Linked DNA regions of Mus musculus: regions 1 and 2 are each linked to region 3. A link is a loop called in an ENCODE intact Hi-C map of the cell type or tissue named here. Cell type or tissue: heart. All regions are shown on one strand. Links, peaks and the distances in the headings refer to the core of each region. The heading gives the core; the rest is flanking DNA.

Evidence for each region. A loop is a pair of places that touch in the nucleus more often than their neighbours do. Peaks named below come from ENCODE experiments on the same cell type or tissue, not always from the same donor. Only the 100,000 strongest peaks of a DNase experiment are listed, where the experiment ranks them.
Region 1: it touches region 3 in a loop (2.0-fold over the local background); 3 of 42 quality-filtered maps call a loop at or near these places.
Region 2: it touches region 3 in a loop (2.1-fold over the local background); 2 of 42 quality-filtered maps call a loop at or near these places.

Annotation. Positions count from the first base shown.
Region 1 is chr11:105,571,111-105,576,629 of GRCm38, reverse strand. All of the region lies in intron 3 of Gm39422 (a long non-coding RNA gene), which reads right to left. Among named protein-coding and RNA genes, the nearest start is that of Tanc2, 16 kb to the left of the region's middle. In heart, for the core only: no CTCF peak of the experiment used is centred there; a DNase peak (open chromatin) is centred at 2,169.
Region 2 is chr11:105,564,938-105,570,456 of GRCm38, reverse strand. Gm39422 (a long non-coding RNA gene) reads right to left here. Exons shown (of 4, transcript XR_880251.2): 2 at 2,134-2,240; 3 at 677-763. Among named protein-coding and RNA genes, the nearest start is that of Gm39422, 14 kb to the right of the region's middle. In heart, for the core only: no CTCF peak of the experiment used is centred there; a DNase peak (open chromatin) is centred at 2,996.
Region 3 is chr11:105,466,340-105,471,858 of GRCm38, reverse strand. All of the region lies in intron 1 of Gm39417 (a long non-coding RNA gene), which reads right to left. Among named protein-coding and RNA genes, the nearest start is that of Marchf10, 12 kb to the right of the region's middle. In heart, for the core only: no CTCF peak of the experiment used is centred there; DNase peaks (open chromatin) are centred at 2,108, 2,678, 4,388 and 4,958; H3K27ac peaks cover 3,025 bases.

The sequences.
Region 1 (5,519 bases), core at 123-5,122, 100 kb before region 3:
CTGGCAGGGTTGGGGCTGCAGGGGATTCCAATATGATAGACAGGGGCACTGAGCAAGTGAAACAGAGTGAGGATGACAAGAGTAGGTCTCCTCACTGCCTCTCCTCTCTCTCCCCTCCCCTCCGTTCCCCTTATGCTCCCCCCCCACCTCTCTCTTAGTAAGGTATTATAGACAAGGAATGGCAAGCCTCAAATGAGTTGGGGGAATGCTGGACAGGAGAGACCAATATGTTTATATATTTATATGATGTTATCTCTTTCCTGGTTCTGATGCTTATGCTAAATTTGTGTAAAATAATCCCCTTATTTTTAGAATATGCACACTAAAGGCAGGCATGGTGGCACACCTTTAATCTCAGTACTCTGAGGACAGAGGCAGGCAGATCTCTATAAATTCAAGGTCAGCCTGGTCTACATAGAAAACTCCAGGCCAGCCAGGGCTACATAGCAAAGCCCTGTCTGAGAGAGAAAGAGAGAAAGAGAGAGAGAGAGAGAGAGAGAGAGAGAGAGAGAGAGAGAGAGAGAGAGAGAGAGAGAGAGGAAACACTGAATGAGGTGCCTAGTGTTTGGGAGGGCTTTGTATCCCTTTACTCTCAATGGCTCAGAGAAAAAGATGTGTATCTTGTATTTTGTAGAACGAAGGAGAGAAAGAAGAAAGGAAGAAAAGAAAGGTGATGAGATGATACAATGAGGAATCAAGCTGGAGAGGCTATTGTGACTCTTTGTAATTTTGAAATTATTTCTAAACAAGTTCAAAAAAATGAATTTCAGATGGATAAAAATAGTTTCATCTCTTAAAACCAGTGGGTCTCAACCTTCCTAACACTAGGATCCTTTAATACAGTTCCTTGTATTGGGGTGACTCCCCCAATAATAAAATGATTTCCTTGCTACTTCATAATTAAGTTTGCTGCTGATATGCATCATAATGTAAGCATCTGATATGCAGGAGATCTATATGTGACTCCAAAGGGATCCTGACCCACAGGCTGAGAACCATTACTTAACATATTAAAATGTCTACAAAAGTATTTGCTATGCATGAAAATGTATTGTGATAATCTTGATAATAAAAAATTAAAATAGCTGGAGAAATGGCTTAGCAGTTAGGAGTGCAGGTTGCTCTTGTTGAGGACCCAAGTTCTGTTCCTCGCACTAGCACTATGCTGCTAACCACCCGCTCTAGCTCCAGGGCATCCAGCACGCTCTTCTGGCCTTCACGGACACCTGTACTCCCATGTGCATACCTACACAAAGACACGCATGCATATACATAATTATATATAATAAATCTTTAAAATAGAAATATAGGATATATGCATCAGTAGGAAATGGTGTGTGTATATATAAGTATATATATAAGCACATATATATATATATATATGTATATATATTACAGAGTGTTACACAAACATTAAAAGGAATACATTTGATTTATACATACCAACCTGTAAGGATCTCCAAAATATGTTGTTACATGGAACAGAAAATACACTCCCCACCCAGAAACAGAATATGATCCCATATATGTTATTATTTTTAAAAAAATAGAAATAACTGCTATGGGACCAAGGAGATGGGTAAAGGCGCTTGCCAAAGGCCTGATTAGCCTGAGTTTCATCACTGGAACCTACAAAGTAGTAGAGAGCCAACCCCTGCAAGCTGTCCTTTACCCTCTGTCAGTGTGTTGTGGCATCATGCATGGCACCACATATGTACACATACATATAAGTAAAGAACCTGCTGTGGTGGACCACATATGTGTGTGTCTGTGCTTATAAACATACAGACTTGTCTGAGAGAACACACTAAACAAAGAGCTGGCTCTAGAGATGCTTCTAAGTTTTCTACAATAGTCACACAATGCTTTTATTACCAAAAGAGAAGAGCCAAAGTCAGGGAGGGAGAGGCAGGAAAATACATTTTTCAAAGAGTTCTTTTTAAAATTGATCACAATACTTAATGTTGGGAACTATCTTTAGGTAACTGGAAAATTCCTAGTCCAAACTGCACATATAGGGACTTGGCCTTGCCACGGCCTGTGCTCAGGTACACTTTATCATTAACTTAATAGAGAATTAGGCAGCCCGCTGAGCCACTCGCTGGGCCACAGTCCAGAAGTGAATTCCCTTGCAGCTTTCCAAAAGGAGGTCAAACAAGTCCTCTGGGACTCTCAACAGAAAGTTGCCAAAGGCTAAATCTGGCATAGAAGCCAGGGGCTGGTCTGGGATAAACTGTGCCAGCATATGTCGGTTCTGCTTTCAAGGCCCTGACGAGAACAGGAAGGGTGGGAGAGCTGCTTCCAAGAGCAGCCTTACAGCAAGAGATGGAGTCGGGCTGAACCTGCAGATGTGGATTCTTCACTACCACCTCGACCACTCCTGTCCTGTTTGAATCTGGTTTTATTAACCTTCCTGTTCTTTCCTCAAGCAATCCATCATGTCAACCCAGTCACTCCAACTGTGACCAGACTCAAGGCAGAAAAACAAAACCAGTAGTGAGATGTTTTTGTTTTGGTTTGGTTTGGTTTGGGTTTTGGTTTCTTATCCCTCTCTTCATCCAAACCTCTATTTTATTTTAAATGTATAAAAAGCAGCCAGTTTTTTAATTAAGTGACTTTTTTGATCCTCTTTTCTGCTATGATATTTTATTAAATTATAATTCACAGATCCAATTCCTTATTCAAAGTCAGTGATTTTGATCATATTTCCAGGGGCTCGGTCATCGCGATACGTTTTAGACTACTTCCAACACTCCTGTTTAGCCACTCCCTGTTTCTCCCCAACCCTCTCTATCTACTACGCTCCACATTTATCACACCTGAAGGCATTCAGTACACGATGACTTACGAACGGCTTCCTTCACTTTGCTTAATGTTACTGAAGTCCAGGCCTGCTGTGGTGTGTGTCCTTATTCTCTGCTGTTTTCCTTTCAGGGTGGTTGGTTTGATTGTTTGGTTTGGTTTGGTTTGAGGCAGGGTCTCCTGTGGTCTAGATTGACCTTTGAACTCTCGATCTCCCTGCCTCCACCTCCCGTTTTGATTAGAGATGTGCACCAGCATACCTGCCTTGTACTCTAAGTGGCTGGATGGCACTCTGTCTATAAGACACTTTCATTTGTCTGTGCTGGTTCTCACTTTGGAATAATATGAGCAGTGGCACTGTGAACATTAGTGCACGTGTTCTGTGTGAGCACACATTTTTCAATTCTTTTGTGATATACCCACAAATCAATGGATTGTGTGGTGGTGTCATGTGTTTAAGTGTCTGATAAACTACTAAGCTGTTTCTCAAAGCAACTGTGCCATTTCTAAATTCCCACCAGCAATTTATATCAGTTTCCGTTTCTTCACATGCTTACCAATACTGACATTTGTCTTTTTATTTTGTGTGTGTGTGTGTGTGTGTGTGTGTGCATGGACGCACGCGTTTCTGCACATGTACGCATTCCTGCACATGTGCGCACGCGCATACATGCAACGAGGCCAGAAAGGGTCAGCTCTCCTGGGTATTGGAGTTACAGGTGGTTGTGAGCCATTTAATGTGCTTGGAATTAATTATGAAGAGCAGGAAGCACTCTTAACTGCTATGCTATCTCTCCAGCCCCACCTGCCCCAACCCAGTTTTGTCCTTTTTACTACAGCTGTCCGAGTGATGTGAAGTGGTTTTTCATTCTAGTTTTGGATGGCATCTTCATACTGGCTAATGACAGTGGAACATATTTAGGCCAGTGAGACAGCTCAGTAAGTAAGGGCACAGGCTGCCAAGGTTCACAACCTGAGTTTCATATCTGGGACACATACGGTGGAAGGAGAGAAATGTTTCCGCAAATTGTCCGCTGACCTTCACAAGTGTGCCATGACACTTGTGTGCACACACAGACATATGCATAGACACAAAGTAAATAATTAAATATAATGAAAAAATGTAAACATAGTTTTGGGGCCGGAGAGATGGTGCAGTGGTTAGGAATGTGCACTGCTTCTTATGGAGGATTCTAGATCAGTTCCCAGCACCCACATCAGGTGACAGGTGATTTATACAGCGCCTATAATTCAAGCTTCGGGGCAACTAATGCCTCTGGCCTCGGCAGACACCTGCACTTCAAACACATAGACTCCATACACATGACTTTAAAAAATAATGAAAATATGAAAAATACATTTCATGTGTTTACTGGATTTTTATATGCCCTGTTATTTTAATGCTATTGTAAATGACACTCTTTAAAAAAAAAAAAAAAAAAAAGATTGTTTAGTGCTGGTATTTAAAAATAAAATTGTTCAGTATCTTGATATTTGACCTTCCAGCCTTGCCAAACTGGTCGGGTAGTTTAATAGTTGTTTTTGTTCTAGTTTTCGAGGCTGGTCGGCTTGAAGAATGCAGAGAAGATTGCTCAACTCATCTGGGACTGACTCTCAGCTGTCCCGTTCCGTCAAGTCCTTATTTTCTCCCAATTACTGACTTACTTATCTCCAGGAGTAAACTCTTAGCACATTCCTTTTGAAAATTTGCCTGCCCCTGGGCTGCCTTTCTGACCTATGGCAGGTGTCTCTTTCGCTACTAATCCTACTTAACTAAAGACTCAGCCAGCAGTTACCACATAAACTATGACGCCGACTTTTCCAGGAGAAAAAGACTACAGTGAATTCCTCATTGCTCTGTCTTCTTCACTTGGATTGCATGCACTCATTTCTGTCCTGCAAATTCAATGAACCTAGGTTTTGTGTTGTTTGGGATCAGTGAGCCTGTGTTCCTTCAAGCTGTTGTAATAAAATACCATAAAGTACGTGCCTTATAAACAACCTAAGTTCCTAGCTCACAGGTCTAGAGACAGGGAAGTCCACGATCAAGGCAGTAGCAAATGATAGCTCAGATGAGGAGGGCCAGCTTCCAGGCATCATCTCCCTGACTTCTCACACAAGGGACAGTGTGCGAGTCTGGGAGGATTTTTTTATAAGGCCATTCATCCTGCTCATGAGGGCTCTGCCTTCACAAACTAACCACCTCGTAAAGGCCCTAATGTATTAGACCATGGGTTAAATACATTTGCAAATATGCCATAATATCAGAAGAAAATGACCAGAGCATAGCCTCAGACTCTTGTCTACTAAGTCAAAGGCTACTTCTGCTATAATTGCTACTTTAAATTCTTTGCAGCTAAGGAAAATATGGAGCTGGTGATAACTCGGTTGCAGGGAATGTGTCTAACATACACACTCAAGTTTGATCTTCAGTACTTAAAAAAAAAAAAGAGTGGAAATACATTATAATACAATCTCCAAAAGGCAGTATGTGTGAGAGAACAAATTACATAGGTCTGTATTACATTGATTTTCCAACGTTATTACAAGAAATCAGCACAAAATTAGTGGCTTATACAACACAAATTTATCATACTTCAGATTATAATTTAGTGTAAGTCTCACCAGGCTAAAAATGTCAGGACTGCATTCCTTCCTGAGGGATTCCTGCTTTATTAGCATGATTTGGTCCTATATAGTTATACCACATGTCTCTG
Region 2 (5,519 bases), core at 162-5,161, 99 kb before region 3:
ATATATATTAATTTTAAGCTATCTTTCTAGCCTCTATTTTAATATTTTATAGAAACCATTTTAAAAATATACTGACCCATTGAATTCACACCTAATGCTACCATTTCATTTTCATCTTAATTTTTTTTTATTCTTTGACAATTTTATATATGTATACAACGTATCTTGATCATGTCCCGCCTCCTCATTCCTAACCTCACCATTCTTGCCCCTTCCTCCCTCCCTCATGTCATCTTTTTTTTTTTTTCCAACCTTTTTGTGGGCACTGCTGGATGCTGAGATGGAGAGATGATAGGATTTTGTCACTACCTTTCAAGAGCCCAGGGCCTAAAACAGGAGACAATCACATAAACCCTTCATTTTAATTGAACTTCGTCGGGATTGGGTGAGAAGTGAGCTTTGGGATCAAGAGGGCTATCCTAGGAAACCCGGGCTTCGTTCTAGAGGCAGTAGAGAGCTGCTGAAGACTTCAACTAGGAACTGTCCCTGCCAGGTGTATTTTCGTCACGTGGTCCTGGCAACCATGAATAAGACTGATATGAGGGCAGCATAGTTAGTCAGCGAGAGCAGAAGACCAAGACAGAAATGGTGGGTCCTCGAATGAAAAGCATAAGAGTCAGTATGATGGCAGTAACAGCAGAGAGATCCGTTAAATACCGACTAAGTAAAACTATACCTGTGGTGTGATGTAGACTGAGGAGAGGCAGGAGTTGGGGTGACTCAGATCCTGACTCGGGTCACTAGGTGGCTGGTGGTGCCATTGCTGAGGAAAAAACATATAGAGTAAGAAGTTTGCAGGCTGAGATAATGACCCTGTTTTAGACAACATTTAAGTATAAGATGCCTGGAAAGATGATGCAGAACCTGTGCCCAGTAAGCAAGGAATCTTGGATCTAAGCTACCTAATTTCTCTCGCCACTACTCTGCTGGAGCCTCTTGTTCTTTAAGATGCCACCTTTGTAATGGGAACCTGGGATTTTGTGTGTCTGTGTCTGTGTCTATGTCTGTGGGTCTGTGTGTGTCTATATTTTACCCAGAATTCAACAGTTAAGAGTACTCACCTAATATGTCTCCAGGAAACTGTGAACTACATTAACATTTTTGGTAAGGTCTCATTATGTAGTCCAGGCCTCTTTCTGCCTCAGCCTCTCAAGTCCTAGCATTACAGATGTGTATCGTATCCAGCTCGTAATAACTATTTATTAAACACATGCCTGAGCAGGCTTTGGTAGCACATACTTTTAGTTCCAGCATTTGGAAAGCTGAGGCCATAGGATTGTGACTTCAAGGCTAGCCTGAGCTACATAGTTTGAGGCTGTCTCAAAAATAAACATATGTCTGATCTTCTAGGTCAATAGTTCTCAACCTTCCTAATGTGTCAACCCTTTAGTACAGTTCCTCATGTTGTACTGACTCTCAATCACAAAATTATGTCGTTGCTACAGTTAATTTTACTCTAATTTTGCTACAGTTAAGAATTATAATCATTATTTCAGATAGTCTTAGGCAAACCCTGTGATAAGGTCGTTCAACCCGAAAGGGGTCAAGACTCACAGGTTGAGAATCATTGCTCTAGAGAAACACTTAATTAGAGATACATTTATATAGACAGTTACAAACCAACTCAGTGAAAACAAATGTATCAGAAAGATCAGACAGATGATAACTTACTATCCTAAAAGGTAATATGAGATTCATTTAATTGGTGGATTTAAATCAATCTACTGTAAAGAAGTTAAATTTTTCAAAAGGAACACAGCAAGATTTTGTTTTGTGTGTGCTGCATGCTCTGTAGCACAGGACGCTTTTTATAGGTATTATCTTTTTATCTCACACTAATCCTGTTGTGGCAGATAGTATTCACTTTCCCATCTTATCAGGAAGCAGAAACTTAGAGAGGTTAAATAATATTTTAAAAAAAGATCACTAATCTAATTAACAGTAAAGCCAGGATTCAAACTGAGGTTCCTCTACCTCTAAGATACAGATTCATGGTGTGGATCTTATTTTATGCAAAGACATGATTACGGGGTTAGAGAGAGAACTCAGTCAGTAAAATGTTTGCCACACAGTCATTAGGACCTAGACTTGGATCTCCAGCACCCTAGTAGAAAGCAGGCATTAGTGGTGTACCTTTATAATCCCAGCTTTGGGGGGCAGGGGCGGAGGGGGAAGATGTCTGGATCTTGCTGGCCAGTTCTTCTGGTTGAACTGATAAGCTCTGGATTCAGTGAGAGGTCCTGCCACAAAAGGTACGGTTGAGAGCATTTGGGAAGACACCCGGCTTTGACTTCTAGCTTCCATACATGTGTACACATATGAACACTCATACACATAAAATGCATGGTTATGGACTGCGCATGTTGGCATATACTTACAATGTAAGCACTGAAGCGGGAGGATCATAAGCTCATGGGCTATACAACAAGACATGGTCTCAAAGGAATGGGGAACGTGGTTAATGGTTTAATGGTATAAAACAACAACCTGGTCTTTTGTTGTTTTGTTGGGTTGTTTGTTTGTTTGTTTGTTTGTTTTTCAAACAGAGTTTTTTTGTGTAGCCCTGGCTGTCCTGGAGCTCACTCTGTAGGCTGGGAAGTCTTGAATTCACATAGATCCATTTGCTTTCACCTCCCTAGTGCTGGCATTAAAGACATGCACCACCACACTGGCCAACCTGGTCTTTTGTACATGGAAATCAGTGGCCCTTCACTGTTGCTTCATTTCCTTATTCTTGTTTAGCATTCTCTGTTAATGTCCAGATTTCCTGTCTTCATATGAGATTCTATTCTCTCCCTACCCATCTCCTCTTTCTCTCACAACATTGCTCTGTTTCACACGCTCATTAGACATGTTCAGTAAACAAGGGAGCTTTGGCTGAGAAGGGAAGCATTTGTGCTATTTCAAAAGCCTTTTCCTCAGACTCAGCCCTGACCTGGGCTTCTGTAGCCAGGATTTCTGAAATTGCTGGTGCTCAGTCCAGCAGCCTAGCAGCAGAAAAGCTTACACAAGAAGAGGAAGGGCCAAAGCACATGCTTATTCATAACAAGATGAGCCAAGAGTGTCAGAGGAATTTGCTGAGTGGCAATGGTGAAGCAAAGAGTGATTTGTTCTTCATATGAGAGTTTGGTTGTGCTTTTTCCAGCAAGTGAATGGAAGCCAGCTGAGCATGGGGCATTGCTGGCATGCAAGCAGTTGGTGCACAAGAGAAGGGATGCAACAGAATGGATGCACAGATGGGCTAATATGTTTGAATGAGGGCATTTCTGGACGCTTCAGACCCTTGTAGATTACTTAGGCAGGGAATAATAGTTCCTGCCCATTGTTATTTGTCTGAATGGTGACCTAAAGTTGGGGGCAGACTCTTGCTAAGGAACAGGGCTTTAATGTAGCATGCAGATATTTCTTCTTGGAATCGTTGCACTGAATTAATTTTTTTTCATGGTGGGAATGCACATCAAATAATCAAGACGCATTGTATTCAGGACCTAATTTCCCAAATGTCAGCATGCAATACATTTCAAAAGTAATTCACTTTGCAATGTGTTTTTCCCATTACACTCATAAGGCAGAAATTATTGCAAATAATAGCCTAGGAAGCTGGGATCATCATTATATCAGCTAAGGGGTCTGACTGGGCCATTGACAGTAAAGGTTATTTCTACTGAAAAGGGAAAGAGAAATCCACATTATTTCAAAAACAAACCTATTTGATGTCTTCTATCAACGTTCTCTCTAGCCTCCTATATTTTCTTGATTCCTCAAGACTGTCTTTCTGTAGTTGCCTAACCATGACTTATGATCTCACCTCTGAGTTTTCTGGGTGCTCCTTTCTGGTTAGGACAAACAAAATTAAAAAGTACCCATGCCCCTTCTCTTCTACCTACTCCCTTCTAGCCTTCAAACCCAGGATTCACCACTTTTTCAATGACCGTGAAGCCTTGTTGTGTGTGGCACACACCTGAAATCCCAGCACTTGGGAGGCTGACATGGCCATCCAGGGTTATATAATGAGACTGAATCTAAAAAACACATTGCCACTAAGATGACAGGGAGAGGTCCCCACATCCCAAGCGTGATTTTCTCAAAAGACTTATCAGTTACAGCTTTAGTCTGTACTATACCATATTTTCCTGCAGCTAAAATATTCCTTTGGATTCTTTCTCGGGTTGTTTTATGTGTGTATGTCTTAGGCTCCAATTAGATTTCCCATTCCCTGGAGATCTCGAGGCCCCTGCCTTTTATTTCTTTAGCATCCAGGAATAGTACAATGACTCATATTAGAATGGCATAAAAGCCACACCTGTGGATATACTTCAACCAGCCTTAGACTTTTGACAGTGATACAATGTTACCAAACAACCATCAGATGAACTTCAGAAGGCTAAAGATAAGATGTGAGCATCCGACCTGTCCCAGGTGGGTCTTCCTCCCAAGAATAACTTAAAGGTTTCTCTTGTCTGTTTTAGTTGTCTTTATGAAATCTCATAATAAAAATTAATTTAAAAATCACCTGTATTAGATGGATGCAAGTGGAGGGATGGGTATGTGCATGTGCATGCATGTGTGGGAGCTTACAGAGGCTCCTATCCCCCTGGAGCTAGACTTGCAGGTGGCTATGGATCACCAGCATGGGCACAAAGAATTTAATGCAGTAATCTGGAAGGCAGTAGTTCTTAACTACTAAGCCTTCTCTACAGCCCCCTGGGGTAAAAAATATATATCAACTAGTGGTTGGAAGGGTCTGTGCTAGAACACATGATGGACAACTGTTCATTACCAAAATATTCTTCATCAAATTTAACAATTCAATAGATATTTGTTAGGATATAGTACATAGGTCACTTATAATAGGTACAAAAAGGATGTCAAATTTATGTTCCAAGAAACTAGGATCCATAAGGTGAAATTCACACATAACAGGATAAAATGTGTTGCTGCTAGCAGTGTGGCACTGAAGGGGTAGATGAGATGTGGATGAGGCCGTGGCCAGTGAAGGGATTATGGTGTTAATGTGGCCTCAGATGATGGATAGAGAAGAAAGCAAGGCACAGAAACAAACTGTGTGCTGTACTTGAGTGGTGATGGGTGTCTACTCCAGTTCTGAGAGATGGTCTTTTTCTTGGGTTTTTATTATTTCCTGAATTTCTGATTTTTAGGCTGGGGTTCTTTTCACATCCATCTTAATAATTTCCTTTACCCATCTCTCCTTTTAGAATGTGTTTGCTAATGATGAACACTCTATGTTTTTATTTTCATGAAAATGTCAATTTAGCCAAAAATATTTACCTTAATTTCTGAAAGTATAGAATTCCCCTCTATTTTCACTGGATATAGAAATCTTAAGTTTGCTTCCCCCCCCCTTTTTAAAGAAACCATCCCAGTATCTTCTGGGTTTTATTGATTCTGTTGAAAAAGTTAGCTGCCAATAATACTGTTATTTATTTGAGAACGATGCATCTTTTTAAAACAAAAAAAGCTCTGAATAATTGTAACATTTGAATGATTGCTTACAGGGC
Region 3 (5,519 bases), core at 218-5,217:
TGTACAGAGGCCAGAAGTACCTGTTAGATGTCTTCCATGGCTACTCTCCACTTTATTTTTTGAGACAGAATTTCTCAAAGAAGCTGGAACTCAGGGAATCAGGTAGACTAGCTGGGCAGCGAGCTCCTAGAAGCCACCTGTCTCCATCTCCCTAGTAATGCTGTTAGGAACACATGCCTCCATGCCTAGTGTTCTTACATGGGTTATGAGGATCCAAACACATGCCTTCATGCTTACACAGCAAGTGTCTCAACTAAGCCATTCCCCAGTCCCATTTCTACTTTTATAGCCCAAGCTGTAAGTTAGAATCACTTGGGAGACTTAAAAATCACCTCACCCCTACTCAGGGCCAATGTATCTGAGTCTCTGAGAGGAAGTCCAGACATCAGTCTTAGACTGTTCACTAAGAGACTCCAACACAGAGAGACAGGGAAAGGCATGATTTAATATTATCGTAGAGATCCCCCCCCCCCAATTCTGTGTTCATCCTAGCTGGAAAGCAATGACCAGGAAACTGGAATAGCCATTCACACTGGTAATGGCTCATCTGTCAGAATGCCAGCAAAGAGCTGACATTTCACACACACACACACACACACACACACACACACACACACACACACACACACACACAGTGTGGACATAGCTGCCTCTCTTTTTCTCTCTTTGGGGAGGGGCATGCCATGGTACTCATGAGGAAGTCAGAGGACAACTGAGGGTGTCAGCGCTCACCTTCCACCATGTTTCTTGACAGAGTCTCTTATTGTCCACTGCTGCATACACCACGTTATCTTGCCCACAAGTTTCCAGCATTTCCCCTGTCTGATCCCCATCTCCTGGTAAGGGCACAGAGGGATTGCGTCCCTGTGCACTACCAAGTCCAGTTTTTCACATGGGTCCTGGGGATCCAAATCAGGCCACCGGGCTTGTTGACACACATGCTTGTCCTGTTGAAGCATCTCCCCAGCCTCTGAAACAAACTCTTGCTATGCAGTTCAAACTGACCTTAAACTCCCAACATAGCTCAGGCTAGCCCGGAACTAGCGTCTGCCTCTGGAATGTTAGGATTACAGGCATGTACCACCATGTCTTGTTTTAATCCTTCCATATATATTTAAGTCACCTGTAGCATTCATATGATATCTAGTACAATGTAAGTACTGCGGAAATGGTTGCTGAATTGTGTTGTTTAAGGAATTTTTACAAGAAAGATATATGTTCTGGTATAGACTCATTGAAAAACATTCTCCATCTGGGATAGGATGTAGCTCAGTCTGTAGAGTGCCTGCCTAAAAAGCCAGAGAGCCTAGGCTGGATTCCTAGTACTGCAGAAACCTAGGGTGTTGGCACATACCGATAATCCAAGCACTCTAAGGGAAGAAGAATTAGAAGTTCAAGGTCACCTCCAGCAACATAGCAAGTTCAAGGCCAGCCTGAGTTATATGATACTTTCTCTCTATCCCCTCTCACTCTGTCCCCATATATATATACATAATATTTTATATTATGTATAAATATATACCTATCATCCATACTATCATATATATACAGACACATGCACACATACATACATACACACACACACACACACACACACATCTTTTTTTCCCATCTGTGGTAAGTTGTTTAAGCCCATGGATCCAGAGCCTGTGAGTCTCTAGAGTTGACTACACTTGATGTATGTAGACAGTCTTGCATACCCAAATAAAGCCTGGAGCGGGGACTGGGGGGAGGGGACAATCCTATGGAGAGCTGTGGGGAATACTTTGCCGTTTCTCCCTTCTTTCCACCACCCAGGAGGAGTGCCATCTCGGCACCTCTACCTGTTTTCACACTTCCCACATCCACAGGCTCTCTGCCAGTCCTGCCCTTAAATAGGAACCTACAAACCCTGAACAAAGAGCTAAATTAGAGGATGCCTTCAGAGAGGACAGCATCTAATTGTGTCTTCCAGCGACTGCCTTGTCACTGGTACTCAGCAAGGCTTCAAAACAGTTGTTTCTCCAGCCTTGGGGGACTTCCAGCCCAAAGGTCTGAGTCTGGTGGTTAATGGGCCCCCACCCTGGCCTTATCATGCAGCCACAATGGAGAGCAGGGAGGGACAGCCTGTCAGGCTGAATTCTATGGAAACAGGGCCAGTTCCAAAGGCAGGAAAAGCAGGCTACGGTCCAGAATACATGGACCAGGGGAGCCAGGAGCTTTTAGCTCTCCCAGGAACTCTTTCTTGCCCTAAGCCAAAAGAGCTGCAGATACCCTGATGTATGTGCGTGCTCCGGGTGCATCCAGATCAGTCACCTCTTTCTTACAACAAATACTACATAGTTTCAGATCAACTCCATTCAGTAAGCAGGGGCTGGTGGCTGTAGGCCGATGTTGATAAAATGGTTTGGAGGTTTCCGCCAGACAGGGAGGGGAGGGAACACGTGAGAGTCAGGAAATGGGCACAAGGGCTGGCAGAGGTGAAGACTATCGCCACCCAGCTCCCAGACTAGACAGTGTCTGGCACTGCTGTGAAATGTTTCCATGGGAAGGAACTGCCCACCAGCAGGCACTGTGGCAGGCCTGGGGCAATCCTCAGAGGCCCTTCCGCTGTCCCGCACACCGTGAGAATCTTCCCGTTGGTCCAGTCTTCCTCTGCCCTCCAGGGTCCCACACCTACTTCTATTGTTGAGCTGACTCTAAGGTCCTGTTTATCTACCTTCCTCCCCCACAGGCACAAAGGCTACTTCTTAGTCTCCTGGGAGGCCTCAGCTTGGCCCTGAAGTGCTTATATAAACGTTTGACGAGGGACTACACCCAAAGGGCTTTCCCTGCAAACTTGGGGGTACCAAAAGAATGTCTTGCTGACATGGCACTCAAGTGAAGGAGGTTACAAACTTCTGTTTCAAAGTAGGCATTTCCAAACTCTGATATGTTTTAAACAAAGATGAAGGAGAAGAGGGGTAGGGCATGCTGGGACATGAAGATATCACCACTGGTGAATACACATAGCCGTTTAGATGCTGCCAGAATGTTGCTGCTGCCCTTGCTCTGTGCTTGTGTGCCCGCCTCACTGTCTTACCCTATGAACCAGAGGTCTCTGTGAAAAAGATCATCAGGACAACTTGTTTTGCTTTAAAATAAAGAAAAAGCAAAGCATAGCAAAACTTTTGCCACAATCAGAGGGTTATCATAATTTATTAACAAAATGACCCGTCAGTGTATCTCGGCTTTTGAGATAATGCCGCAAATGTGTGGCAGGCAATGAGAAGGCTCAGGGCTCCAGCAACAGTGTGTGGCCTTGAGTGAGGAATACAGGGAGACTCTTTGTCCTCTGGCTGCTTCAGTGTATTAAGGAGAGATAATGGTATATTCAATGGGTATGAGAAAAGCTTAACATTAGTCTGCACGAAGCTCTTTGAAATGCATGAAGGGATCACAGCATCTCAGTCCAACACTTGTCCTAGCGTCCACTCAGGGCCCTTGTGTGAGCATCTGTAAAAATCTCTGTGTGGATGTGGTACACACACACACACACACACACACACACACATACACACACACACACACACACACACACACATACACACACACACACACACACACACATACACACACACACATACACACACACACACACACATACACACACACACATACACACACACACACACACACATACACACACACACACACACACACTAAATGGCTTAATTGCTTTTAAAATTTTTCAGTAAACACATTGGAATGATTATGAGGCATCTGTACAGTGTACTGCCTGCAAGTCTGCCACGAGAAGAGCTATTTGAGAAATGAAATCACATCAATGAGAGAATTACCAATGAGTCAATTGGTGAAATATTGCATTAGCGGTGGCCTCTGACCCAAATGATGCCAACCAAATGCTTTTTCCTTTCTCTCTAATTTAATCACTTTTCAATTAGGTTAATTTCTTAAAAACCACACAGATAAGCCACTTGTGTTACACACCACTCCACACACACACACACACACACACACACACACACACACACACGGATGTTGATGAAATAAAGGACACACTAGAGTTGTGTGTGACTCTCTGCTGCTTGATTCTGGAAATGAGCATTACCTTGTTTTTTTTCCCCCCCTGTCTGACAAGAATTTTTCCAAGACGAACTCACTAAAGTGTGAAGTCAGGGGATCCCCCCCTCAACCCCCCCAAAATCCCCTCAAGGCAGAGACCCAGCCACCACATTATGAAAGCATAGCTAAAAGAGGCCCCAAACTATGGCCGCTGGACACATTGCCTGGCTGTCTTGAAAACACTGTGCTAACGCAGACTACGCAGCTGGAAGGTGGTTTTGTGAGGGTTGTTGACAGGCCTGTGCTCGGGCTTGCTGGGAGAGTGAGCTCCGCACATCCAGGAATTTGTTTGAGGATGGAGCGTGGTTAAGTCATGTTTTAAGAATGTTCTCTCATTATCCTGACTCAGGGGGTGCAGTGAGCCACAGAAGAGATGCAGTTTAGTGATACCTTCTGTTCTGTCTGGGTTTCAAGAACTGCCTTACCCCGTGCAGAGGAAGGAAGACTCATGTCATTCACCTGAGGTTACCCCGTTCCGTTCATGGAAGTTAACCCTGTCTTTGTCACAAAGCTGGAGGAGGACTGCTTTTCTAGACTCGCTTGAAACCCCTGACCTGGGGCGGGGGGGGGGGGGGGGCGGGTTAGACCAGGGAGGGGGTATAGAATGAAGAAGAGAGTTTCGAGGAGGTGAAGGGAACAGAGAAGGGAGTCGGTAGAAGGCAAAACCCAATTACTAAAATCTACAAAACCAGCCAAGAAATTTGTTTGGGAAAGAGAAATCTAAGATCTGTGGTTTGGCAAGTAATGCTGACTTGTGATGAGAAAGGCAGAAAAGAAAGGGGAAACGGGGCTGAGGACGGGAGGGAGAGAGGGTAAAGAGGAAGGCAAGCCAAAGACCAGGAAAGAGAGGAACTAGGAAGCCAAGAGAGTGAGAGTCAGTGCATCCTAGGAACAGACTTGGAGGGCTTAGCAGATAACATGCTTGTTATGCAAGCATGAGGACCTGAGCTTCAATCCCCAGCACCCATGTTTAAAAAAATAATCTAGGCAGGCATTGTGTGTATGTAATCCCAGCACTGAGGGAGTGACAGAGAGAGATAAAATCCCTGGGGCTCCAGGGCTAATCTGGCTGAATCAGTAAATTCTGGGTTCAGTGAGAGCCCAGTCCTAAAAAACAAAGTGGAGGAATAGAGATGACACTCAAAGGTGAAGTACTTGCCTAGCGTGCAGAAAGCCTGGGTTCCATCACCCGCATATCTGGGTCTGGTAGTGAATGTCTGTCACCCCAGTATTTGGGAAATGCTGGCAGCAAGCAAGGTTGAGGCCAGACGGGGATACATGAGACTCTGTCTCAAAAAAATATTTCTTAAGAGCACGTATGATAGCAAGTAACTGAGAAGATACCCAGTGACATTTGGTGTATACACACAGGTGACACACGCGCACACACACACACGGGGACAGAGAGAAAGAGA